Regions from separate parts of the Homo sapiens genome. Here region 1 is linked to region 2. A link is an interaction called in ENCODE POLR2A ChIA-PET data of the cell type or tissue named here. Cell type or tissue: PC-9. All regions are shown on one strand. Each heading gives the region's core, and the rest is flanking DNA. Links, peaks and the distances in the headings are about the cores only. Region 1 has its middle 17 kb from the start of GNG13. Region 2 holds the start of HS3ST6 (heparan sulfate-glucosamine 3-sulfotransferase 6).

The links. ChIA-PET counts read pairs that join two places held together with the same protein. Peaks named below come from ENCODE experiments on the same cell type or tissue, not always from the same donor. Only the 100,000 strongest peaks of a DNase experiment are listed, where the experiment ranks them.
Region 1: POLR2A ChIA-PET joins it to region 2 with 12 read pairs; 1 of 35 experiments calls an interaction of 5 or more read pairs at or near these places.

Annotation. Positions count from the first base shown.
Region 1 is chr16:813,354-822,395 of GRCh38, forward strand. No RefSeq gene overlaps it. Among named protein-coding and RNA genes, the nearest start is that of GNG13, 17 kb to the left of the region's middle. RefSeq lists a silencer at 369-448 and an enhancer at 3,787-4,287. In PC-9, for the core only: no CTCF peak of the experiment used is centred there; a DNase peak (open chromatin) is centred at 2,278.
Region 2 is chr16:1,915,840-1,932,219 of GRCh38, forward strand. It overlaps HS3ST6 (heparan sulfate-glucosamine 3-sulfotransferase 6), which reads right to left and starts at 2,576. Exons shown (of 2, transcript NM_001009606.4): 1 at 2,072-2,576. The coding sequence starts at 2,484. RefSeq lists enhancers at 2,669-3,230, 3,231-3,794, 3,795-4,356, 4,357-4,920, 5,069-5,363. In PC-9, for the core only: a CTCF peak has its summit at 7,967 (motif pointing right); a DNase peak (open chromatin) is centred at 7,932; H3K27me3 peaks cover 401 bases.

The sequences.
Region 1 (9,042 bases), core at 40-4,039, 1.1 Mb before region 2:
AAGGACGCCGGACCGACACGGCCTCCCCATCCCTGGGTCCACCCCGACTCCCATGGTGGGGAGCGGCCGGCTTGGAGCCCCTGTGGGACGGAGTGGAGGTGGAGCAAGTGCCCGGAGCTCTCGGCCATCATGTGCGAATGTTTTGCTCCGTGCTGACGCCTCCCTCGGCACCGTCCTGTCTGTGTTGTGGACTGGGCAGCTCTCACGGGGTTGGGCGCTTCTGCCCCCGGGGGACGCTGGCCGGCATCTGGAGACGTCTGTGATCTCCGCTGGTGTTGCCGCAGGCATCTGGCTGGTGGAGCCCGGGGAGGCCGCCCAGGACCCTGCGACCCGCAGGACCGCCCCGCCGCGGAGGACGGCCAGCCCCGAACCCCCAGCGCCCGGGGCACCCCTGCCTGCCTGCCCTGGGCGGATCCCCGGGGCCGCGCGGTTCGGGCCGCGCTCCTGCCCGCTGGGGTCTCCCGCCGTCCTCGCCGTCACCACCGGGTGGAGCCACAGGTCCGTGTGATCGTCCCCGTGACCCCGGGTTCCGGAAGGATCCTCACCCAACGCTGGCCCAGCCCGGCTCCCAGGACCCTTCACAATCCTAAAACCATTCGGGCTTTTGTTTACGTGGGCGGCCGCTGTGGACATTCACTCTACCAGAAACAGAGCATTTAAAAATGTTCACCTTTTCACGTAAAAATAGCAATAAATCCATTGCACGTGAACATAGCATTTTAAGGAAAAGCAACTGTTTCCCCATAAAAAAAAAATGTAGTGGGAAGAAAAAGAAGGCGTGACTTTGTGCTGGATTCTCATGTCTGCGTCTGCTTGCAAGCCGGTGGCCTCCGGAACATTCCGCCCCACACTTTCAGGAGAGTGGGAAGGAGGCCGGGCGCAGCGGCTCAGGCCTGTAATCCCAGCACCTGGGGAGGCCGAGGTGGGCTGATCACCTCAGGGCGGGAGTTTGAGACCACCCTGGGCAACATGGTGAAACCCCATGTCTACTAAAATGCAAAAATGTAGCCAGGCGTGGTGGCGGACGCCTGTAATCCGAGCTACTCCGGAGGCTGAGGCACCAGAATCACTTGAGCCCTGGAGGTGGAGGTTGCATGGAGCCGAGACTATGCCATATGCCATCGCACTCCAGCCTGGGCAACAGAGCGAGACACAGTCTCAAAAAAAAAATAATAAGAATGGGAAGGAAACCGTTCTTAGAAGTGTCAGGAAAACAGGTTTGACCTCGGGGACCCTGGAAGCTTTCTGGGTCCCCTTTGAGAAGCATGGTCTGGACACAGCCGCCAGATGCCTGTTGTGGGGTCTTTACCAACGTTGCTTTGCTTCATTCATTCAGAGATGGAGTCTTGCTCTGTTGCCCAGGCTGGAGTACAGTGTGGCACAATCTCGGCTCACTGCAACCTTCGCCTCCCGGGTTCAAGCGATTCTCCTGCCTCAGCCTCCCGAGTAGCTGGGATTACAGGCGTCCGGCACCACGCCGGGCTAATTTTTTGTATCTGTAGTAGAGATGGGGTTTCACCATGTTGGCCAGGCTGGTCTTGAATTCCTGATCTCAAGTGATCCACCTGCCTTGGCCTCCCAGAGTGCTGGGATTACAGGCGTGAGCCACCATGCCTGGCCATGCTTTGCTGCTTTTAAATCTTTTTGTTGAAGACGAGGATCAGACATATGTTATTACAGTTTTCAGAGTAGAAACCAGCTTGAGAAAATCCTATTTATAACCACAGTCACTCTGGGAGGTGAGACTCCTCAGTCCAGAGTCACTGAGGTCCGAATTGTTGGGGAATTACTCACAGAAACCCCAGAAGCAGCTGAGGAGAAGTGGGGCCGAGATGGGGGCCCGCGAGTACAGCCAGGCTGTGCAGAAACTCGGAGTGTGGCACGTGGGCTGCTGGGGCTCAGCCAGGCCCGTCTCTTCTCTTTTGAGGTTGGTGGAAATGCTGGGCTGATGTCATTATGGGTGAATCGTGCTACCTTAAAAAGTTTTTTTTGAGACAAAGTCTTGCTCTGTCACCCAGGCTGGAGTGCAGTGGTGTGATCTCGGCTCACTGCAACCTCTGCCTCCTGGGTTCAAGCAATTCTTCTGCCTCAGCCTCCCGAGTAGCTGGGATTACAGGCGCCTGCCAGCACGCTCGCCTAATTTTTGTATTTTTAGTAGAGATGGGGTTTCACCATGTTGGCCAGACTGGTATTGAACTCCTGACCTCAAGTAATCCATCTGCCTCAGCCTCTGGAAGTGCTGGGATTACAGGTGTGAGTCACCACACCCAGCCAAAAAATGTATTTTTTTGAGACAGGGCCTCCCTTAGTCACCCAGGCCAGAGTGCACTGGCGCCATCCTAGCTCACTGCAGCCTTGACCTCTCCTGGGCTCTAGTGATCCTCCTGCCCCAGTCTCCTGAGACCACAGGTGGGTACCACCGTGCCTGGCTAATTTTTTAATGTTTTTTTTTTTTTTTTTTGATAGAGACGAGGGCTCAGTATGTTGCCTAGGGTGGTCTTAAACTTCTGGTCTCAAGCGATCCTCCTGCCTTGGCCTCGCAAAGTGCTGGGATGACAGGAATCTTAGTACTTTAAACAAATAACAGGTTTTCTTTTGGGCAGCTGTGGGTTTTCTGAAACACTGAGGAGACAGAGCCGAGCCCCCATCTGTGCCCTCCCCGCAGGGTCCCGTGGAGGTGACACCCCACACTGGCGTGAACCAGGATCGACGCAGTTTACCGGAGTCCTCGGCCTTCACCGAGGGGCCTTTCCCCATCCTGGGACAGTTCCCGTCTGGCTGCCTGAGCACCCCTGGGCTGTGAACCCCCCTGGGCTGTGGCCATTTCTTGGACTTCCCTTGGTTTTGGTGGTCTGGGCGGTTTTGAGGAGGAAGGTCGGGATTTCCTAGAAGGTCCCTCAACCGGGGCTTACCATACTTTTCTCGAGGCTAGAAGGGACCTGTCACCTTCCCTGTAGGCACCCGTGTCCCTCCCCTGGCACTGGGAGGAGGTGAGGGGAACCCCAGAGAAGAGGTCACGTAGGGTCAGGCCTGGAAGCCAACAAGGCACGGGGCCAGGGGAGGCCTGGTGCCCTTGGGAGGTGCAGGGGTCCCGGGAGAGAGCTGAGCACCAGGAGGGGTGCAGAAGGCTGCCCCCTCCACACCTGCTGTGCCCCATTTGTTGTGGGTGGGGGCAGGGGTCTACCCAGCGGGAACACGTGGGGCAGCCCCCCTCCCCTGGCCTGGGGCCTCCTCAGCAGGGAGCAGAGGCTGTGCTTTCTTTTTTTTTTTTTTTTTTTTTTGAGACGGAGTCTCGCTCTGTCACCCAGGCTGGAGTGCAGTGGTGCGATCTCCTCTCACTGCAAGCTCCGCCTCCCAGGTTCACGCCATTCTCCTGCCTCAGCCTCCCGAGTAGCTGGGACTACAGGCGCCCACCACCACGCCCGGCTAATTTTTTGTATATTTATTAGAGATGAGGTTTCACCGTGTCAGCCAGGATGGTCTCAGTCTCCTGACCTCGTGATCCTCCCGCCTCGGGCTCCCATAGTGCTGGGATTACAGGCGTGAGCCACAGGGCCCGGCCCGAGGCTCTGCTTTCGTGGGGGGCTCTGGGTCTCTGGTGGCTGGACTCGGCGGAGGGTCCAGGTGTCCTCTTGGCTTCTCTGCACAGGCCTCAGCCCACATCAGGCACCCCCTGCCCCGCAGCAGAGCTCGCCCCTCCAGGCAGTCTCACGGGAATGCACGTTCAGGCCGCCTTTCCCCGGAACCCGCAGCGGCCTTTCTGGAGGCTGCTTCTTGGTGACTGGGGGCTCCTTGGAGCCGTCCCCAGCCTCAAGCGGCTGCATTGCAGCTCAGGGACCCCGAAGGGAGGACCACGTTCTGCCGCTGAAGACTCGGAGTCGCCTGGCAAGACGGAGCGAGAAGGGGAGGGTGGCTGGCATGGGGACTCTGTCTGCTGCCTCGCACCGCACCTTGGAGGACGCTCCGGCCAAGGCTGGGAGGGGCGAGTGCGGCTGCAGGCGCGCGGTGGCGAGGGAGGGTGAGGATCTGACCGGGAGGCGAGGAGGGAGGCTCTGGCAAGACGCAACGCTTTGGCGCCACTGCCGGCCATCCCCTTGCCACCCACCATCGCCCGCCAGGCCCTCACACCTACCTGGTCCTGGCGACAGCCGGTGTGTGAAAAGCCTGTTTCCTCCCCTAGAAAAAGCACGTTTGGCTCCGCTCTCCACTGACACGTTTTTAGCTGAGTGACGATGGAAGCCGCTGGCTTTTAACAGACGGTCTTAACGAGCCTCTGCTCCCCGGCGACCAGCAGACGCGGGCTGACCCACGGTTTTACACACCACGTCTGCGTGGCGGCGGCCGGGCGGCCCCACGGGGCCCGGGCAGGAGGTGACGGCAGCGTTTCTCGCCGCCTTTGCTCAGCGCGCCTCTCATCCCCTCTCTCCTGTCGACTCGCGGCTTCCTGCAGACCCTCGGCCTGTCTGCGGCCCCTCGCCCGCAGCCTCCCCAGCAGCCGAGGTTTCCTATAGCATTAAAAGCAGGAAAGAACCAGCCCTGCTCCCCAGGAACTGAACTTCTGTGGCTCATCTTCAGAGAAGCCACTGTTGAGTGGGGCTCCTCGGGGGTGCTCCAGCTGCGGGTGAGTGACATGAGCCAGACCTCCCCGTTTTTTTTTTTTTTTTTTTTTTTTGAGACTGTTTCGCTTTTTTATCCCAGGCTGGAGTGCAGTGGCGTGATCTCGGCTCACTGCAACCTCTGCCTCCCGAGTTCAAGTGATTCTCCTGCCTCAGCCTCCTGAGTGGCTGGGACTACAGGCGCCTGCCCCACACCCGGCTAATTTTGTATTTTAAGTGGAGATGGGGTTTCACCATGCTGCCCAGGCTAGTCTCAAACTCCTGAGCTCATGCCCTCCTTGGCCTCCCAAAGTGCTAGGATTATAGGTGTGAGCCACTGCCCCCGGACTGAGACTTTCCCATCTTAACGCCCACTTGCCCCGTCCTTCCGCCCCCACGGTGCCTGGGGGAGCCTTCTCTGTGCAGGACACAGGCCAAAGCAGAAGGAGGCAGGAGGAAGGAAAGCAAGGCAGTCCTTGCTGACTGGGCACCCACGAGCCTGCTGTGTCTGAATGCTGGCTCACCTAGAGTTGGGGGGCTCAGGGACAGGACTAATTCTGGAACCAGACTGCCTGGGTTCACACTCTGGTGGTGTTACCTTCTGCCTACGTGGTTTTAACCTCTCTGTGCTCTGGTTTCATCAGTTGTGAATTGGGGCTAATGGTTCCTACCTAACAGGTGTGAGGATTAGATAAATGGATACATGGAGAGGGCAAGTGGTCAGTGCCATGTAAGTGTCAGCCAAAGATGATGGTGACAATGGTGGTGAAGACTGTAGTGATGGTGATGATGACGGTGAACTGTAGTGATGGTGATGATGATGGTGAAGACTGTAGTGATGGTGATGATGGTGAAGACTGTAGTGATGATGGTGAAGACTAGTGATGGTGATGATGGTGAAGACTAGTGATGGTGATGATGGTGAAGACTGTAGTGATGGTGATGATGATGGTGAAGACTATAGTGATGGTGATGATGGTAGTAAAGACTGTAGTGATGGTGGTGATGATGATGGCCCTCACCATCTTGGCTGTACCACGTCCAGTTTGCTGTCAGGACACAGCCTGAGGATGCCAGACCTCCATGTTGCAGAACCACCTGACTTTTACTATGGAATACACGTGGACTGTGAAGTAATAATATTCCTTTTCACCTCCCTAGAGTCATTTCCATTAAATCAGAAAATAGGCGTTGAGAAAGGGATGTACTAGTGGGTCCCACTTAAAAAAGAGCAAGTTGAGTGTGAACTCAAGCAACAAAGCTCAACTTAGAGGATTCCTGTTAAGTCATGGAAGGGCTCACCGTTGGGTCCTCCCTGGTGGCCCCAGTGCATGTTGAACCTCTGGGTCCTGTGCTTTCTAAGCCCAAGTCTCTTTCAGGGAGTTAAGAACACTTGTGCCTATTTTTGGGGAAGGAATTTATTCATTATTCCAGGTGTCAGGTGTAAGACATTACGACAATTTATCAGATGCTCAGAGCACAAGCTCTGTTTCACTGAAAGAGTGAACCCAGGAGATGCTGGAGTGGGGGGTGGAGAAGGGGTGGAGTGACGGTAGGCGCGATGCTTATCTGACGTGTGTGTGTTGTCGGCACTGCGGGGCCCTCAGGAAACGATCAGCGGAGTGGTTTCCCTCTGAGCATGTCCTTGTGGCCTGCGTTTATTTAGCACAGCCTGAGCTGGGGGCTGCTGGCCTGGCCTGGGGAGGCCCTCTGGGCTCTGTTGGTGGCTTCCCAGAGTGAGGACCCATTTCAGCTCCTCCCCTCACTCCACACCGTGGAGCCTACATTCCCCTCCTGGTTCCTGCCTCATTGGGTTTTGGAAACATCCTCACTTGGGAGACTGAGGGGCTCCTAGAAGATCTGCTGGGGCCTGATCTTAGAGGAAAAGCGGATCTGCGTCCATAGGACGGGGTCGCAGCACGGAGCAACGGGCCCGGTGTGTTGTGGTTGAGGGCCTCGAAGGGGAGCGAGATTCATGACCCGAAACCACGCCACATTGGCATCAGGAGTATTGTGAGCTGCAGGCAACTGAGATCAACAGAGGCAGAAAAACGGCTTCTCAGAGCTTCTCTTCTGACTAAAACCAGCAACTCCTGGGACCTGAGGCTGCTACAAATTCCTTCTTCACGGTGATTCCGTTCCCAGAGGGGAGAATTGGAATAAAACATGCCCCAAATCTCTGCTTGGGGGGACCAAGACAGAAACACCGCTTATGCCTGTATTATCATAAACTAACTTCCTTCCTTCCTTCCTTCCTTCCTTTTTTAGACAGAGTCTCGCTCTGTTGCCCAGGCTAGAGTGCAGAGGCGCGATCTCAGCTCACTGAAACCTCCGCCTCCTGGGTCAAGTGATTCTCCTGCCTCAGCCCCCCGAGTAGCTGGGATTACAGGTGCGCACCACCATGCCTGGCTAATTTTTTTTTTTTTTGAGATGGAGTCTCACTCTGTCACCGGGCTGGAGTGCAGTGGCGTGATCTCAGCTCACTGCAACCTCCGCCTCCTGGGTTCAAGCAATTCTCCTGCCTTAGCCCCCCGAGTAGCTGGGATTACAGGCACGTGTGCCACCATGCCTGGCTAATTTTTGTATTTTTAGTAGAGAGGGGGTTTCACGATGTTGGTCCGGCTGGTCTTGAACTCCTGACCTCGTGATCTGCCTGCCTTGGCCTCCCAAAGTGCTGGGGTGACAGGCATGAGCCACCGCGCCCAGCTGCCCAGCAAATTTTTGTATTTTTAGTAGAGATGGGGTTTTGCCGTGTTGGTCGCTAGGCTGGTCTCAAACTCCAACCTTAGGTGAACTGCCCTCCTCAGCCTCTCAAAGTGTTGGGATTACAGGCGTGAGGCGCCCAGACAAACTTTTTCCATTGTCCTTCTAAAAGCCCTTTTGTCTTTTTTGAAGAAACCTATTTGTTCTTCCCCTCAGAAGCCTTTTCTGCTGCCCCCTTCCCTGACCTAGTGAGGATACAAGGCAGTGGTTTCCACGTTGCTGAACCACCCACTTCTTTTGTTCGCTGCCGCGTGCTTGTCAATCAAGTTTTTCATCCTATGGATCCGTCTTTTGTCAGTTTAATTTGCAGGCCCCAGTCGCAGAATTTAAGAGGACAGAAGAATGGTCTTTTGTTCCCAACAGCCTCCTTCACCACCACAACCCCACTGGCTGCCTCACCTTACGTGTGACACGCTCGTCGAACTTGCCAGCAAACCCGGGAGGTGAGGATTGCGTGTGATGCCCAGGCAGACACAGTGGCTTTTCATGAGAACAAAGCGTTATCACCTTGTGCAGGTGGCTGAGAGAAGAGGCCCTGGGAGGCAGGGGAGGGCCAGGTGCACACCTATGGGGCGGTGACCCCTGGCAGCATTGGGGGGCTGTGGATATTGGAAAACGTGAAAAAGATGTTTCAGTTTTTTCATGTGTATTCTTTTCTTTCTTTCTTTTTTTTTTTTTGAGACAGAGTTTCGTTCTTGTCGCCCAGGCTGGAGCGCAATGGCGCGATCTCGGCTCACTGCAACCTCTGCCTCCCGGGTTCAAGCGATTCTCCTGCCTCAGCCTCCCGAGTAGCTGGGATTACAGGCATGCGCCACCACGCGCAGCTAATTGTATTTTTTTTTTTTTTTTTACCAGAGATGGGGTTTCTCCATGTTGGTCAGGCTGGTCTTGAACTCCCGATCTCAGGTGATCCGCCCACCTCGGCCTCCCAAAGTGCTGGGATTACAGGGATGAGCGACCGCACCTGGCCTTTCTTGTGTATGTTTTAAATTGGTTTCAAAATGTCTCATGTAGAATCTTTGGTGGGGAGGTATGGATCCACCACGTGTCCCCCACTGCACCCACAGCTGTCACCAGAGCAGGAGCGGCCTGTCCCCGCCAGCTGGGTGCTACCTGCCGACCAGCCAGGAGCTGGGGAGGGTGGGAAGGGTTGTCTTCCAATGTCAGGTTTTCATTGAAATACCTTTTCATTGTGAGCTTTTAACTCCGGGGTTGACTCCGCCTTTCCTCCCTTCTTGACCCTCCTACCCGCCCCCTCCAGCCCTGAGGAGCTCAGCTCCCCACACGGCTGCCCGGAAGTGGCCTCTCTTGACAGCCGCCTCTCATCGCTAGGCCTGACCCTTCTTTCTTCACTTGCTGGCCGCTGTCTCAGCTTCCCCAGGTGTTCCAGGAGCTTGGGGAGGGCTGGACCTGCAGGAGGGTCCCCGGCAGCACTGGGACCCAGGGTGGGGACAAGCTCTGCCTGTTCTTCCAGGCTCTCCTTGAACCTGGCACCCCAGGTACACAGCATGCTTTCCTGGAACAGTGTGCCCCCAAAATTCTCATCTAGGGAGCCTCAAATATGGCCTTATTTGCAAATACGGTCATTGCAGGAGGAATTACATTAAGATGAGGTCAGACTGGAGCCAGGTGGCCTTGGTCCCGTGACCAGCGTCCTGGTGAGAGGAGGAATGAGACACGGGTT
Region 2 (16,380 bases), core at 6,001-10,000:
GTCAATCCAGGACCCAACTGCCGAGGCCACAGGAAGGCCGGGTCACCGCCTGGAACTAGGTCGGTCACAGCCCAGTGGGAGCCGTGGCCCGGAGACTCAACTGGGGGCCCTGGTTACTCTGCTCGCCTCCCCGCGTCGGCACCCAGAACAGAGCTTGCAGGCACTGGGGGCCCAGTCCAGGGTCTCAAGAGCAGACAATGCTGCCTTGCAGTTGGGGAAACTGAGACAGGGTGAGAACTTTCAGAGGCTCATTGCAGGCTCCTAGCAGGCTGAAAGGACGGAGGCACAGGCACCTAGGAGCACACCAGCCCCACGTGGCCACGGCCCCTCGGAGAGCATGAGGACACTTGCAATGCGGAAGCTCAGCAGGCCCAGCTCTACTGGCTCTGCACCGCCCAGTGAGGGGTCAGCACAGTTGGTCCAAGGGACAATACCAGATTAATGAGGCAGAAGCCACGGGACTGACCCCTTGGAATTCTCCACACCCACCCCTCCCCCTTCTAAAAAATGAGGACGTCAAGAATCTACCAGAGCAGTCACTCTCCTGTACCCCCCTCCAACCCTGGGCACGTCAGTGTCCCCGGAACCCCACCCCCAGGCTAAGGAGCTGACTCCCAAGTTGGGCCTGGCCTTGGCTGCCTCTCATCCTCCCCAAACTGATCCCCCAGCGCTGGACACATGCCCAGGGCGGGCCTGGACTGGCCTCAGGAGCCTGGGCTCTTCCAGAACCCTTTAGGGCTAAACCCAACCCTAGCTTCCCCTGTGGCTCCTCACGGCCCAGCTCAGATCCCACCCCCAGTCTCTTGCTGTCAAAGCTCATGGGGCTCAGGGGTGGCTCTGAAGTGTTTACTCCAGTTAACTGTGCATCCTTAACCCAAAGCCCTTTCTCCCCTTCCCCCTCCCGCCTCTCCCCTCCTCCCCCGTCTCGCCACTCCCCTCCTCCCCAGCTTCTAGCTTGGTAGCCCCTCCTACCCTCCTCCCTGCAGCAGGGATTAGGGATGCATTCTGACCCCTGCCTGCCGTCAGGGGAGTGAGGTCTCTCCCTGGAGCCTGAGCTGAGGATGCCCAATTCAGCCAGGTGAGCCCCGGGATGGACTCCATGTCCCCTAGCCACCACCTGACTTCCCCAGCACCCCACACTGGCACCAGCCCTTCAGATCTCAGAAGCGAGCCACCCTATTCTCACGGAGCCCCTTCCTGCCTGCCCTCCAAACCCAAGAGTAGTTTTAGTACAAAAGGCAAAGTTAACAAATAGGGGTAGGCGTCAGGGAAGGAAGAGGATCAGAGGATCGGGAACGGAGAAACTGGAGCACCTGGAGAAGCGTCTGGGTCCTGCCACCCCCACTGACTCCCCAACTGGCCTTGGGCAGGGTCCTCTCTGCAGGCGCTGGGTCCAAGCTTGGGGATGAGCAGCCACCAGCGCGGGCTGCTTCAGCTGAGGCTGCCGCACCCCCACGTCCATCCTGGGTAGAGGCAGGACAGCCACAGAGCCCCATGCACGGGGCTGGACTCACCCTGGGCACTCACCTAAAGGCAGTCTCCTCCTTTCCAAAGCCCAGACTTTCTCCGGACTCCCAGGACCACCAACAAGGGTTCCTGTGCGCAGACTCGGGGGTCTTGGGGAGGAAGGACGCTTTCTAGGTGGCTGCCTGGAACCTGGAGGCCCCTTTCTACAGTACCTGGCCAGCGGTCGGTCACACCTGAGTGCCCAGAGTGAGCGGGCGGCAGAGGCATTTCTGACGCTGCCAGGTAATCCCACGGGCTGGAAACGACCTCTGGGCTGGGAAGCCACCGCCTCCCCCAGTCCTGCTGGGTCCCTCAGCAGAGAGAACGGAACCGGGGCTTTCCCCACAGTTTTCAAAGTTTCAGGGAATCCTAGCCAAGTATCATTCCTTCTTCCGGAGCCGGGACCCCAGGTCAAGCCTGGGGCCCCCACAGGGCGGTCCCAACCCCACTGCCCGGAGCGCACCCCTGCTCCCTGGGAGGCAGGATATCGTGCCGCTGCTCCCTGGGGCGCACGATACCCTCCCCAGGAAGGCGCCGGTCAGGGCGGACGGGCCAGGGTGCTCACCGGTACCAGGCGAGGCCGCGCTCGTAGCACCTGTCGAAGAAGTGGGGCTCAGAGCCCAGCGCGCGGACGTCGGGGTGCAGCCGCAGAAACTCCAGCAGGGCGCGCGTGCCGCCCTTCTTCACGCCAACGATGAGCGCTTGCGGGAAGCGCCGGCGGCCGGGACCGCTGGCCAAAGGCAGGCCGGGTGCTCCCGGGCGGTGGACGGAGCTGGACGGCTCGGAGGGCGCGGGGGCCGGCGCGGGGGCGCGGGCGGCCGGCGGGCAGCGGCCGGGGAGGGCGCAGAGGCAGTAGGCGCCGAGCACCAGGGCCACGAGCAGCATCGGCGCGCGGGACGCCCGCAGAGCGGCCCCTTGCCCGGCCCCTGCGCCCTGGCCGCCCCCGGCCCCGCCGCCCAGGCCGCCGCTACCTGCCATGGGGTCGCGCCGCTCCAGGCCCGGGAGCGGGGGCAGCAGGCGGGCGCGCATCTCGGCCCGCGCGCCGCTCAGTCCGTGGGTGCCCGGCTTGTGCTCTGCGCCCGGCGGTCCCGCAGCCTGGGAGCGGGCGCGGGGCGGGACCGGGGGCGGGGTCTGGACGCCCTCCCCCCTCCCCCTCCCCCGCCCACTCCGCCTCCGAGGCCACTGCCTGGGCTGGACCCGCCGGCAGCCGCCACCACCCGGGCGCGACTCGAGCTGCCGGGACCACCAGGACGCTCCTGCTCCGAGATCCCAGGCCCTGGCTCGCTTGACTCCGGCATCTTCACCTCTGCGCGGGGAGGATGCGGCGGCGGTGGCCGTTCGGGACGCAGGGCAGGGACAGGGCGGCGCGCGGGCCTCGGGACCCTCTGTTTGAAGACCGATCCCCTTCCCCCCCCACCCCACTCCGGGACGTGCGCGGCAGGTGCATAGGCCAAGCCTTGGCCTGCAGGAGCGGGAGCCTCATCGCCAGGCCAAGGGGACCCAGGAAAAGCGTCGATCCGGGCACTCGGCCTGCCAAGGGAGAAAGAGGCCGGGACAGCACCCTAGTGTGCAGAGAGGGATCCCAGAACGTGTGGGGGGAGTCTGCGGCCGGGAATGGCGTGCGTCCTGCACTCCCAGCTGACAGTCACACATCGGGTCACAGCCTGGCCGCTGAGAGGTCAAGTCACCTCTGGTTACTGTTTTAGAATGGAGGGGACAGGCTCAGAGAAAATAGGTTTCCCTCCCAGGGGCCCAGTGGTGAACTGAATTCAGGCCTGAGACATACTCTGTCTACTAAGTCACCCCATCTGCCCAGCCTTGGTCCACCTGGCACTGCCCAGAGACATCAGTGATGCATTTCGGAAGCTGGCAAAGTGGACCCCACTGGAGTACAAAGGACTCAGGGACCCCTGTGCTGGGGAAGAGAAGGAGCCCAGGACCTCCCCCAGGGGCTGCCTCTGAGGGGCGTGAGATTCAGGGGCCTCTCGGGTGGGACCTGCGGGGGCCGCTAGACACTGCGGGAACTTCACATCCCCAACGCCCAGCAGCAGCCTGCAGGGAAGGCAGGGGAGGCGAGCCGGGCTCAGAGAGGGCGAGCAACTTGCCCCATCCGAAGGCAAAGGTGGTATGAGACCCGGGTCCTCTCTCCACCTCTGCCCCAGCCTTCCTGGCCACAGGGCTGGCGCCAGGCAGGCACGGCACAGGCTCCCGGCAGAGGCCCAGCCTCTTCCCAGCCAAGGGCTTGCGGCCCCTGTCCTGGGCTCTGCTGCGTTAATGAGCCGTTCCAGCCCTGATGGCATCTGGACAAGTCCCAGCAGCCGGGCTGCCTCAAGGGGCCGAAGGCCTCCACGACCCACAGACATTCCGGAGCTCCTACCCAGCAGCAGCCCTGGCCAGAGGGGGCCACACGGGGCTGACGGGGTGAAGACCACTGACCAGTCCCCCAGCCCCGGCTCCAGACATGCGGGCTGCACCTGCTCATCTGGGCAAGCCTCTGCAGGAGCCCCGTGGGCAGGCAGCGGGCACAATGCGAGGAGAGCATGCTGGCTTATGCTGGGTCACAGGAAATTCTTCTTCTGGTCTAGCTTGAAACGGTATTGTTCCCAACGGGCTGGCTCGGGGTGGGGGCTGGGGTCCCACCCTGCAGCATCCACCCCACAGTCTCAGCAGTCCCCACGGTCTCAGGAGTCCTCACGGTCTCAGGAGTCCCCACGGTCTCAGCATCCCCATGGTCTCAGCTGTCCCCAGGGTCTCAGGAGTCCCCACGGTCTCAGCCGTCCCCATGGTCTCAGCCGTCCCCAGGGTCTCAGGAGTCCCCACGGTCTCAGCCGTCCCCACGGTCTCAGCAGTCCCCACGGTCTCAGGAGCCCCCACGGTCTCAGCCATCCCCACGGTCTCAGGAGTCCCCACGGTCTCAGCAGTCCCCACGGTCTCAGGAGCCCCCACGGTCTCAGCCATCCCCACGGTCTCAGGAGTCCCCACGGTCTCAGCCGTCCCCACGGTCTGAGTCCCCACGGTCTCAGCTGTTCCCACGGTCTCAGGAGTCCCCACAGGTTCAGCAGTCCCCACGGTCTCAGCCATCCCCACGGTCTCAGCCGTCCCCACAGTCTCAGCCATCCCCACGGTCTCAGCAGTCCCTACTCAGGACTTGAAATTCCAGCACTGGTTCCGTGATGGCTCCTCCAGCCCCCTGCCCAGCCCAGCATGGTCATTTCCATCTCCTGGCCTTTCCGCTGCCGTCTCTCTGCTGGATGCTTTATCCTTAGTCCCCGCTGAGGGCAGAAGGACTTTCCAGGAGGAATTGACCAGAACGCAGAACAGCAGGATGTGGAATGGACTGGGGACAGGGAGAGAGAGATGCAGGGACCAGGAGTCGGCTCGGAGGGTTCTCCTGGAAGCTGACCCCTCCCTCCATCAGGCACTCGGCTGACGGTGGCTACACACCTCGGGGCGCCCAGGATGGCAGCACTGGGGCTGTTCATTCACCAGTGGATCCCCAGCACCTAACAGAGCCTGGCACGCAGTGGACATTCCATTAATGTCGCTCAGTGGAAGGGTATACGTGGGAGGAGAGGTCGGGAAGGCTTTCTGGAGGTGACGGCCAGGTGAAGACGAGGAGAACAGCATTCCAGGCCAAGGAACCGTGTGGGTGAAGGCTCAGCAGCAGAGAGCCCGGGCAGTAGAGGATGGGGTGGAGCTTAAGGCCCTGCGGGAACAGGGGCGGGGCTTAGAGTCTGGCCTGAGGCTGGTCCAGCCCCGCCTCCTCCTCAGGCTCCCACCAACTCTGAGCCACCAGACCCTCCTTTGTAAAATGAAGACCTCAGTCATGACTCGCATGAGTCTCTGAAGAGTAACAGCTTTATTGTGATGTAATTCACACACCACTCAATCCAGCCATTTGTCGCATGCAAATCAATGGTTTTCAGTATATTCATAGTCGTGCAATCACAATCAATTTTAGAACATTTCTATCACCCCAAAAAGAAATCCTGTGTCCATTAGCAATGACGCCCTCTTCTCCCCTTCCCACAGCCCCTGGCAACCACGAATCTACTTTCTGTCTCTATGGGTTTGCCTATTCTGGACATTTCACAAAAAGAGAATCATTGCTTGAAGCCAGGAGTTCAAGACCAACCTGGGCAACAAAGCGAGAACCCCGTCTGTACAAAATATTTTAAATTTAGCCAGGCACAGTGGCGCACACCAGTAGTCCCAGCACTTTGGAAGTCTGAGGCAGGAGGTTCACTTGAGGCGGGGAATTCAAAACCAGCCTGGGCAACATAGGGAGTACCAGTCTCTACAAAAAATTTCAAAATTTGCCAAGCGTGATGGTATGCACCTATAGTCCTAGCTTACTCAGGAGGCTGAGGTGGGAGGATCGCTTGAGCCCAGGAGTACGAGGCTGCAGTGAGCCATGATCATACCACTGCATTCCAGCCTGGGCGACAGAGTGAGAGCCCATCTCTAAAACAGAAAGAAAGAAAGAAAGAAATATGGCCAGTCACAGTGGCTCATGCCTGTAATCCCAGCATTTTGGGAGGCCAAGGCAGGTGGATCACTTGAGGTCAGGAGTTCGAGACCAGCCTGGCCAACATGGTGAAACCCTGTCTCTACCAAAAATACATAAATTAGCCAGGTGTGGGCCAGGCGCCATGGCTTACACTTGTAATCCCAGCACTTTGGGAGGCCGAGGTGGGCAGATCACCTGAGGTTGAGAGTTCGAGACCAGCCTGACCAACATGAAGAAACCCTGTCTCTACTAAAAATACAAAAAATTAGCTGGGTGTGGTGGTGCATGCCTGTAATCTCAGCTACTTGGGAGGCTGAGGAAGGAGAATGGCTTGAACCCGGGAGGCAGAGGTTGTGGTGAGCCGAGATCGCGCGATTGCACTCCAGCCTGGGCAACAACAGCAAAACTCCATCTCAAATAATAATAATAATAAATTAGCCAGGTGTGGTGGTGCACGCCTGTAGTCCCAGCTACTCGGGAGGCTGAGGCACAAGAAACCCTTGAACCCGGGAGGCAGAGGTTGCAGTGAAGCTGAAATTGCACCATTCCACTCCAGCCTGGGAGACAGAGTGAGACACCATCTCTAAAATGAAAAAAAAAAAAGAGAATCATACAATGTTCGTCCTTTTGTGTCTGGGTCTCTTACTCAGCATGTTCTCCAGGTTCATCAACACTGTGGCATGTGCCAGTACCTCCTTCCTCTTCCTGACTGAGTAATACTCCATCGTATGGATGGACCACCTTTTGTTGATTCCCTCATTCGTTGATGGACATCTAGGTTGTTTCCACTGCGGGGTTCTTATGAATAACGCTGCCATGAACATTCAGGTATACGGTTTTGAGTGGACATACGTTTCATGTCTCTAGGGAATATACCTAGGAGTGAAATTGCTCAATCATATGGTAACTCTGTGTTGAGTGCCTTATGAAGGTTAAATCTGATAATTTCAGGAACTTCTTCTCCATGCTCCTCACACACAAACTTCCTTCCCTCTGCCCCAGGACACCTGAGCAACCAGACTGTAGGGACAAAGGGTGTGGGCTGTCCCTGCACCCTGAGAGGGTCCCTCGCCTCCTGCTCTCTGTCTGAATGTCCTCCTCCGCCAAGAAACAGACATCAACAAGTTCCTTCTGCCTAGCCGGATCTCCCAAGGCCCCAGGGGTTTTGAGGGTCCACACTGCCCGAGCTCATCTTGACCCCTGTATAAGCCAGACAGCCAGGCAGATGGTCTGTCCACCCTCCAGCTGACGAACATGTGGATGGTCGGCCTGATGTAGTGGCTGGGAGGAGAGGATCTGGGAGGGGAGATGGGCTGTGCTGCCCCAGCTGCTGGGCCCAGTAAACGTTGTCCCTTGGAGAGGTGACAAGGAGGGCCAGGGCAGGAGGGGATGGAGAGGGGAAGAGGTGGGGAGTCCTGGGGAGCAAGGCCGTGCTAGGAGGAATGCCCTGCCCGGCGTCAGATCCTCAACCAGCGTCCTGGCTACATTTGTGCCCCCTTCACAGTCTGTAACTATTTCTTTGTGGGTGATTTTGATCCCTGTCTCCACCTACCCATGATCTCTACAAGGGCAGAGACGGGGTCAGTCTTGATCCCTTTTGTGGCTCCACGCCTGACCAGGATGACAGCTCATGTTTGTTGAGCAACTAAGTGACTGTGTGTGTGTGTCTGTGTGTGTCCCTCCCTGACACCCCTCTCCACCTCTTTCCCAGTCTGTCCCCTCCCCGGGGTGGGCAGCCCCAGCCTGGGCCCTCACAAGCGAGGGCAGGACCGCGGCCCCACTCTGGAAAGTGATTAGCGGCCCCGCCCTCCGCCGAAGACAGCTAGGGTAGATTTCACACAGCCAGGAGGAGCTCCAGGAACTCCCTCCCTGAGAACCACACCCTTCATCCCTGAGACTGGCTCTGCCCCGCTCCGTGCCTCCTGCCAGGATTCCTGCGAGGGGAGCAAGCGGAGGGGGCTGCCGCCAGAGGGCGGGCCCAGCTGTCCTTGATTTGTGTGGGGTTTTTCCACTTCAGATGCCTGATTTGCCCGAGCTCATAAAGGATGTGGTTCCCTCCCAGGGAGGGGCCCCTCAGAGAGGCCAGTCCCCCATCCTACCCTCCCCGAGGGCCCGCTGTTCCCAGTTCACCCTGGTGGGGACCGAGGCGGGGCAGGAGCCCCTTGCTAGGATGGGGCAACGGTAACAGCAAAGGCTGTAGGGACCTTCAAGGCTGATTCAAGGCCAGCACTGTGGCCGGGCGTGGTGGCTCACGCTTGTAATTCCAGCACTTTGGGAAGCTGAGGTAGAAGGATTACTTGAGCCCAGGAGTTTGACACCTGCTTGGGCAACATAGGGAGATCTCATCTCTAAAGAAAAAAAACTATTTTAATTGGCCAGGCATGGTGGTGCACACCCGCGGTCCCAGCTACTCAGGAGGCTGAGGTGGGAGGAACTCTTGAGCCCAGGAGGTCAAGGCTGCAGTGAACTATAATTGCACCACTGCACTCCAGCTTGGGCCACAGAGCAAGACCCAATCTCAAAAAAAACCAGCCAGCTCTGCCCCCTCCTAGCGGGTGACCTTAGCAGGAGTCCAGGCCTGTGATCCTCACTTCCCTACTGTATTAAACAAAGTTGACACTCACCCCCACCTCCCTTTGTACCCAGCTCCTAAGTGCTTGGTGAATGTTCTTTACGACAAGGACCCAGAGAACGTGCGGCAGGGGCCACAGAAGGGGTGCTCGGAGGCTGCTCCCGCGCTGGGGAAACTGAGGACCTATCTCATAATTCCGTCTTCCCTGCAGACAAGGCTGGAGCACAAAGGCATCACTGGCCTCACGGTGGCAAGCAAGCCTGGCTTGCCGAACCCTGGATCTTGTTCCTGGTGACCCAGGGACACTGTGACAGAGAAGGGTTGTGGGGCTTCCCAGGATTTGCCAAGGCAGACCAGATTCCCAGCATCGGGAAGGACGCTTCCCCACTGTCTTCAGTCCCCTGCCTGCTGGGAGCCTGCCTGGGGTTGCAGGGTTTGCCAGAGGAGCCAGAATCCTCTCCTGCAGAGGGGTGGCCCCAGCCTGCTTCCAGCCACCCTCAATCCTCTCCCTTGGGTCTTCCTGGAGGAATCAGCACAGAGAGAAGGCGATTTGCTACTCTTTCCTGTTCCCTCCCCCAACCTCCATGAATAACTGGGCCCTGCAAACTGCCTCTTGCCCACCAGCCTGGCCAGTTCAATTTATAAAAATGTAGCAATCAGGCCGGGCACAGTGGCTCACACCTGTAATCCCAGTACTTTGGGAGGCTGAGGCGGGTGATCATCTGAGGTCGAGAGTTCAAGACCAACCTGGCCAACATGGCGAAACCCCGTCTCTACTAAAAATACAAAAATTAGCTGGGCACAGTGGCTCGTGCATGTAATCCCAGCCCCTTGGGAGGCTGAGGCAGGAGAATCGCTTGAACCTGGGAGGCAGAGGTTGCAATAAGCCAAGATTGCACCATTGCACTCCAGCCTGGGTGACAGAGCTAGACACTGTCTCCAAAAAAACAAAACAAAAAACAATGTAGCAATCCTTCTTCCAGGCTGGTAGTCCCATTTGTGCCTCTATCTCCAGGGTGGATCTGAACAGGACAAGAGGAGGGTCCCACAGAAACAGGGCTCTCCTTGCCCTCCCCCAGCCCCACCTCCTCCAGTTTCATAGCCCTAAGCCAGGCCTTTGGGCATGGAAGTCTCCCAGCCCTGTGGGGAGGGCAGAGCAGCGTTCAATCAACCCCAAGAGAGTCCTCTGTGGCCAGGTCTGTCCAGCCCTGTCGATGGTCTCCATGGACTGGAAGGCCACCAGGAGCATGTTCGTCAGGAGCAAGGGGACTGGACACAGGCCCAGGAGTCCCATGCGCTGCACAGGAGATGGGACTCTGTGTGCCTGTCTGTGGACCCTGGTGAGTGTACACATCTTCTGTGAGTGTGCACGTGGGCACAGGTGGAGGGGGGTTCAGAGGCCTGCAGCCAGGCCCCAGGCACCTTCACACAGTGTGGAAAGCCCCAAGTGACACCCCACACCACTTTTGGAGCCTGTAAGCCCCCTTCTGTTTTTTGTTTGTTTGTTTGTTTTTGAGAGGGAGTCTCGCTCTGTTGCCCAGGCTTGAGTGCAATGGCGCGATCTCGGCTCACTGCAACCTCCGCCTTCCAGGTTCAAGTGAATCTCCTGCCTCAGCCTCCCGAGTAGCTGGGATTACAGGCATGTGCCACCATGTCCAGCTAATTTTTTGTATTTTTAGTAGAGATGGGGTTTCACCATGTTGGCCAGGATGGTCTCGATCTCATGACCTCAGGTGATCCGTCTGCCTCGGCCTCCCAAAGTGCTGGGATTACAGGCACGAGCCACCGTGCGCGCCTGCCTGTAAGCCCCTTTTGAAGAGTTAGTCCCCCCTGGCCAGCAGACAGGATCCCCAGCAAGGGCACCTCCATTTGCCCTACTTCCGGGGGCAGCACCTCACCCCCGCAGTGGACCAGACAGGCATGTGGCCTGTCTTACTCGGTTCAACGCTCAGGAGGACTCAGAACCTGCAGTCAGGCCGAGAGCTCTAAATTCCTCTTCCCAACCCCCACCCCTGCCTCGCCCCTCTTAGGCTTCACAGCCTTCAAAGTCAACCCCTCCCCCTCCCCCCACCCCTCTGGCCGAGAGCCAGGACTCCATCCCTCATCTCCCAGGCTGGTCACTGCTGTCCTCTCTCTGACTCCAGTTGCCCTCCCTCGCCTTAGACCTGGATACACACCAGGGGCTCCCCGGCTTGGAGTTCTGGGGCCCAGCAAAGAATCATACTCCGAGAGAGACTTCGAGACCAAAAAGGCCATGGAGTTGAGGTGGAAGGGGAAGCCCAGGGCCAGCAGGCCTAGTCCATGGCTGGAAGCAGACCCCAGGGGTCCTGGCACCCAGCCCACCTGGTTCTGGCCACCCTCTCCTCCCCTCTCCTGCATTGCAGCCACCAAACCCTTCGAAGCCAAGAGTAGCTTATAAATGTCCTGGAGATGAAACTCGGTAAGACAGGAAGTCAGGGGCTGAACCATGAATAACCTCCAAGGTTTTACAAGGAGACAGGGAGTGGAGGGCCGTGAGGGGTTGGAAGTGGAGAAAGCTTATCCACAGGTAACCCTGAGCCCCTCCCCAGCCGCCTCCTGGCCCTCTGTCACTGAAGCCCCACCAACCTTCTTCCCAGGGCTTCTTACCCCAAGCTCTGTTAACCACAGCCTTAGTGCCCAGGCCCTGGAGAGGGTGATAGGTGGCTTGAGGACCCTGCATTCCCCAGACCGCCAACACATCCATGTAGATGTGGGGTACACATCTGGCACCCCTCCCAAGATTGTGCAACCCTGAAGGGGAGTACGGAGCAGGTGGTGTGAGTGGGTGAACATTTCTTCATCTGCTGCTGCCGTACGCAGCACCCCGAGGGCTCAGCATTTAAGAAACAGAATGAGGGCCAGACATGGTGGCTCACGCCTGTAATCCCAGCACTTTGGGAGACCGAACTACTGCGCCTGGCCCGAATCAACTAGGTTCTAAACCAGGTTATCACAGTACTGAAGGTGAGGAATGACTGAGCCTTGGGCTGGGGAGGTGGCATTGGTGATAGAGAAAAGGAGACACTTAAAATATATTTGGGGCTGAGTGTGGAGGCTCATGCCTGTAATCCCAGTACTTTGGGAGGCTGAGGCAGGCGGATCACCTAAGGTCAGGAGTTCAAGACCAGCCTGGTCAACATGGCGAACCCCATCTCTGATAAAAATACAAAAAAAAAAAAATTAGCTGGATGTAGTGGTGCATGCCTGTAGTCCCAGCTACTCGAGATGCTGAGGCAGAAGAATCACTTGAACCCGGGGGAGGCACAGGTTGCAGTGAGCCGAGATTGTGCCACTGTACTCCAGCCTGGGCAAAAGAGCAAGACTCCATCTCAAAAAAAAAAAAAAAAAAAAAAGACTGGGCATGGTGGCTCACGCCTGTAATCCCAGCACTTTGGGAGGCCAAGGCAGGCAGATCACGAGGTCAAGAGACCAAGACCATCCTGGCGAACATGGTGAAACCCCCTCTCTACTAAAAATACAAAAATTAGCCGGCGTGATGGCGCGCGCCTGTAATCCCAGCTACTCAGGAGGCTGAGGCAGGAGAATCGCTTGAATCTGGGAGGCGGAGGTTGCAGTGAGCCGAGATTGTGCCACTGCACTCCAGCCTGGGCGACAGAGCAAGACTCCATCTCAAAAAAAAAAAGAGAGAGAGAGAATGAGATGAAGGTGCTGTGGTTGATGGCTTTGAGGAGCTCCTTGACCTAGGATGGGTGAGGCCTGCAAGAGGGTAACAGGGGCCCAGTCTGCATGCACAGAGGAGGCCCACCCAGGCCCCTGCTGTGGGGGAAGGAGAGGACCACTGGGGCAGAGCCCCCAAGAAAAGCTTCTAGAAGGGTTGTGATGCGTGTGGAAGGACAAAACAGAAGAAGGAAAAACAAACTCTAGGAATGCAAGGATGTGTTTCTAGAGTGGGGTCTGGTTTGCCTGGAGGTGCAGGTGAAAGGGTTTGGGTTCAGGTGATGCGGGCAGTAACAACAACATAATTGACTGGGCTGAGGAGCTCACACCTATAATCCCAGCATTCTGGGAAGCCGAGGTGGGGGATCCCTTGAGCCCAGGAATTCAAGATCAGCCTGGGCAACAAAGCCAGAGCACGTCTCTACAAAAAGTTTTTTTAAAAAATTAGCCAGGCACAGTGGCTCATGCCTGTAATCCCAGCACTTTGGGAGACCAAAGCGGGAGTGTCACTTGAGCCCAGGCGTTCCAGACTAGCCTGGACAACATGGCAAAACCCTGTCTCTACTAAAAATACAAAAATTAGCGGGGCGTAGTAGCACACCTGTAGTCCTAGCTATTCGGGAGGTTGACCTGGGAGGATCGCTTGAGTCCAGGAATTCAAGGCTGCAGTGATCCATGGTCATGCCACTGCACTCCAGCCCAGGCAACAGAGAAACCCCCTTCTCAAGAAGAAACAACCAGGCCCGGCGCGGTAGCTCATGCCTGTAATCCCAGCACTTTGGGAGGCCCTGCTGGGCGGATCATGAGGTCAGGAGATCGAGACCATCCTGGCTAACACAGTGAAACCCCGGCTCTACCAAAAATACAAAAAAATTAGCCGGGCGCAGTGGTGGGCGCCTGTAGTCCCAGCTACTCGGGAGGCTGAGGCACGAGAATGGCGTGAACCCGGGAGGCGGAGCTTGCAGTGAGCCGAGATCGCGCCACTGCACTCCAGCCTGGGCGGCAGTGCCAGACTCCGTCTCAAAAAAAAAAAAAAAAAGAAACAACCCCAAACTGTAATTATGATAAACAACACCGATCTCATTTATGGAGTAGGAAATCAAGCTGGAGAGGTGGGGTCAGCCTAGGTCAGAGCAGGCAAGGACTGTGGGAACCTCTGAGGGAGGGACCTGGTCTGGTTATTATTTTGCAGAGAGGACTCTGGTTGGGGGAAGGCAGCCAGGAGCTGCCTGGGTTGTAGCGGGGAGAGGTGGGCGGAGGAAAGAGGCCTGGGATGTGGAACCCTAGGATCTAGCCCTGAGGGCGGGCCAGGTCCGGGCAGCCTGGGTCCCACGCAGCTGCCCTGAAGAAGGGGCTGGGGGCGTCCTGCCTCCACCCGCGCCCCCAACCACGCCTGCCGTTCCCACCGGCCGCGCCACCCCCGCCCCCGCCCCTGGCTCTGTCCTCCGGTGACCCTGGAAGGGGCACCCGTGGCTGCGACTGCACTCCCTGTAGCGGTCACTTCGTGAAGCCCGGCAAACCCCCTGCAGCTGCCCCTGGCACCCTCAGACGACCAGAGGCCTCGGCCTGGGTCCCCAGCACCGGCCCAAGGGCGGGCGTGGCCGAGGCGGTTTCTCTGCGCGGACGCTCGCTGCCTCCGCCGCAACCCCCGCGGCCACCCGGGGAACTGCAGCGCCGTCAGGCCCCCCGCCGCGCCTGCGCACGCAGACCACCCGGCCTGGCAGCACCGAGCGAGCGTGCCCCCTGCTGGTCAGTCCTGCGCACGGTCCCGCGCCCGGGCCCGGGAGGCCGCCTCGAGGGCCGGGGCTTGCACGTGGCCTCGGCGCCTTCGCCGACCCTACCGGACGCCCCCTCCTCCCACCTGCCGACCCGTCCGCGGGTAGGAGCCTCCCGGGAGCTGCCCACGGCCCCCACCCCCACCAGGGGCCACAGCCCCACCAGGGCCAGGCTCTGCGCGGCACCTGCCACTGAGAGAGCGGAAAGCGGTGGTTGAGCAAGGGTCTGAAGTATGGTCTGTTCCCCCATACGGGCCGCAGACGCTTCCTGGTGGCTGCTCTGAGCCAGGCCTGGGCCCCGGCGAGGGATCACGGTGTCTCAGACAGAGTTCCTTTTTATTCCCCATCCCTCGCCCGAGGTGACGGCCCAGCCGTGCCCAGGCCTGCCCGCTGCCCCTGAACCCAACCCTTGAGGGGCAAGGCCGTGCCCTGGGGAGGAAGGGGCTGCCCCCTCAGAGTCTGCTGTTCCTCAAGGAAGACGCGGGGGCAGCCGCAAGGATGGGGTATCACCCAGCAGGAGCGGGAGGGTAAGGTGACTGATTCCACACCAGACGCTCCATTGCTGGAAACACCACCCCCTCCTCCGGTGACCTGGCATACAGACCTTGCCCACAGCCATCCCTCCCTGGACTCTCAATGTGAGGGGGCCTTGGGGTCCTGCGGTTCACCCGTCTCCCCACTCAAGCAGTCTGCTTGCCGGCACCCCCCCCACCTCCTGAGCCCACTTGCCCCCTCCCACCCCCACCTCCCTACCACATCTTTTTTTTTTTTTTTTTCCTGAGACGGAGATTTGCTCTTGTTGCCCAGGCTGGAGTACAATGGTGTCATCTCGGCTCACCACAACCTCCCTGAGCCTCAGCCTCCCAGGCTGAGCCTGAGCCTCCCAGGTTCAAGCGATTCTCCTGCCTCAGCCTCCCGAGTAGCTGGTGTAGGGAAAAGAAAGAGAGATCAGACTGTTACTGTGTCTATGTAGAAAGGGAAGACATAAGAGACTCCATTTGAAAAAGACCTGTACTTTAAATAATTGCTTTGCTGAGATGTTGTTAATTTGTAGCTTTGCCCCAGCCACTTTGACCCAACCACTTTGATCCAATCTGGAGCTCACAAAAACATGTGCTGTATGAAATCAAGGTTTAAGGGATGTAGGGCTGTGCAGGACGTGCCTTGTTAACAAAATGCTTACAAGCAGTATACTTGGTAAAAGTCATTGCCATTCTCCAGTCTCAATAAACCAGGGGCACAATGCACTGTGGAAAGCTGCAGGGACCTCTGCCCTTGAAAGCAGGGTATTGTCCAAGGTTTCTCCCCATGTGATAGTCTGAAATATGGCCTCGTGGTATGAGAAAGACCTGACCGTCCCCGAGCCCGACACCTGTAAAGGGTCTGTGCTGAGGTGGATTAGTCAAAGAGGAAAGCCTCTTGTAGTTGAGATAGAGGAAGGCCACTGTCTCCTGCCTGCCCCTGGGAACTGAATGTCTCGGTATAAAACCCAATTGTACATTTGTTCAGTTCTGAGATAGGAGAAAAACCACCCTATGGTGGGAGGTGAGACATGTTTGCAGTAATGCTGCCTTGTTATTCTTTACTCTGCTGAGATGTTTGGGTGGAGAGAAACATAAATCTGGCCTACGTGCACATCCAGGCATAGTACCTTCCCTTGAACTTAATTATGATATAGATTCTTTTGTTCACATGTTTTTTGCTGACCTTCTCCTTATGATCATCCTGCTCTCCTACTACATTCCTTTTTACTGAAATAACGAAAATAATAATCAATAAAAACTGAGGGAACTCAGAGACCGGTGCCAGTGCAGGTCCTTAGTATGCTGAGCGCCGGTCCCCTGGGCCCACTGTTGTTTCTCTATACTTTGTCTCTGTGTCTTATTTCTTTTCTCAGTCTCTCGTCCCACCCGACTGGAAATACCCACAGGTGTGGAGGGGCAGTCCTCCCCTTCAGCTGGGATTACAGGCATGGGTCACCACGCCCGGGTAATCCGGGTAATTCTGTATTTTAGTAGAGATGGGGTTTCTCCATGTTGGTCAGGCTGGTCTAGAACTCATAACCTCAGGTGATCCACCTGCCTCGGCCTCCCAAAGTGCTGGGATTACAGGCGTGAGCCACTGTGTCCGGCCCACCACCTTAACATGGATGTTTGGATGAGCCTGGGGCCCTGGGATGCAGGCAGGAGGCACTACTCCCCAGCCCCCACCAGGATCACCACCCCTGCACTGCTGTGGCTGAGATCCCCAGGCGCCAGCAGGCCTCCAGCCACCCAGCTACCGGCCTGAGCCTGGTAGACAGCCCTGGGGACAAAACC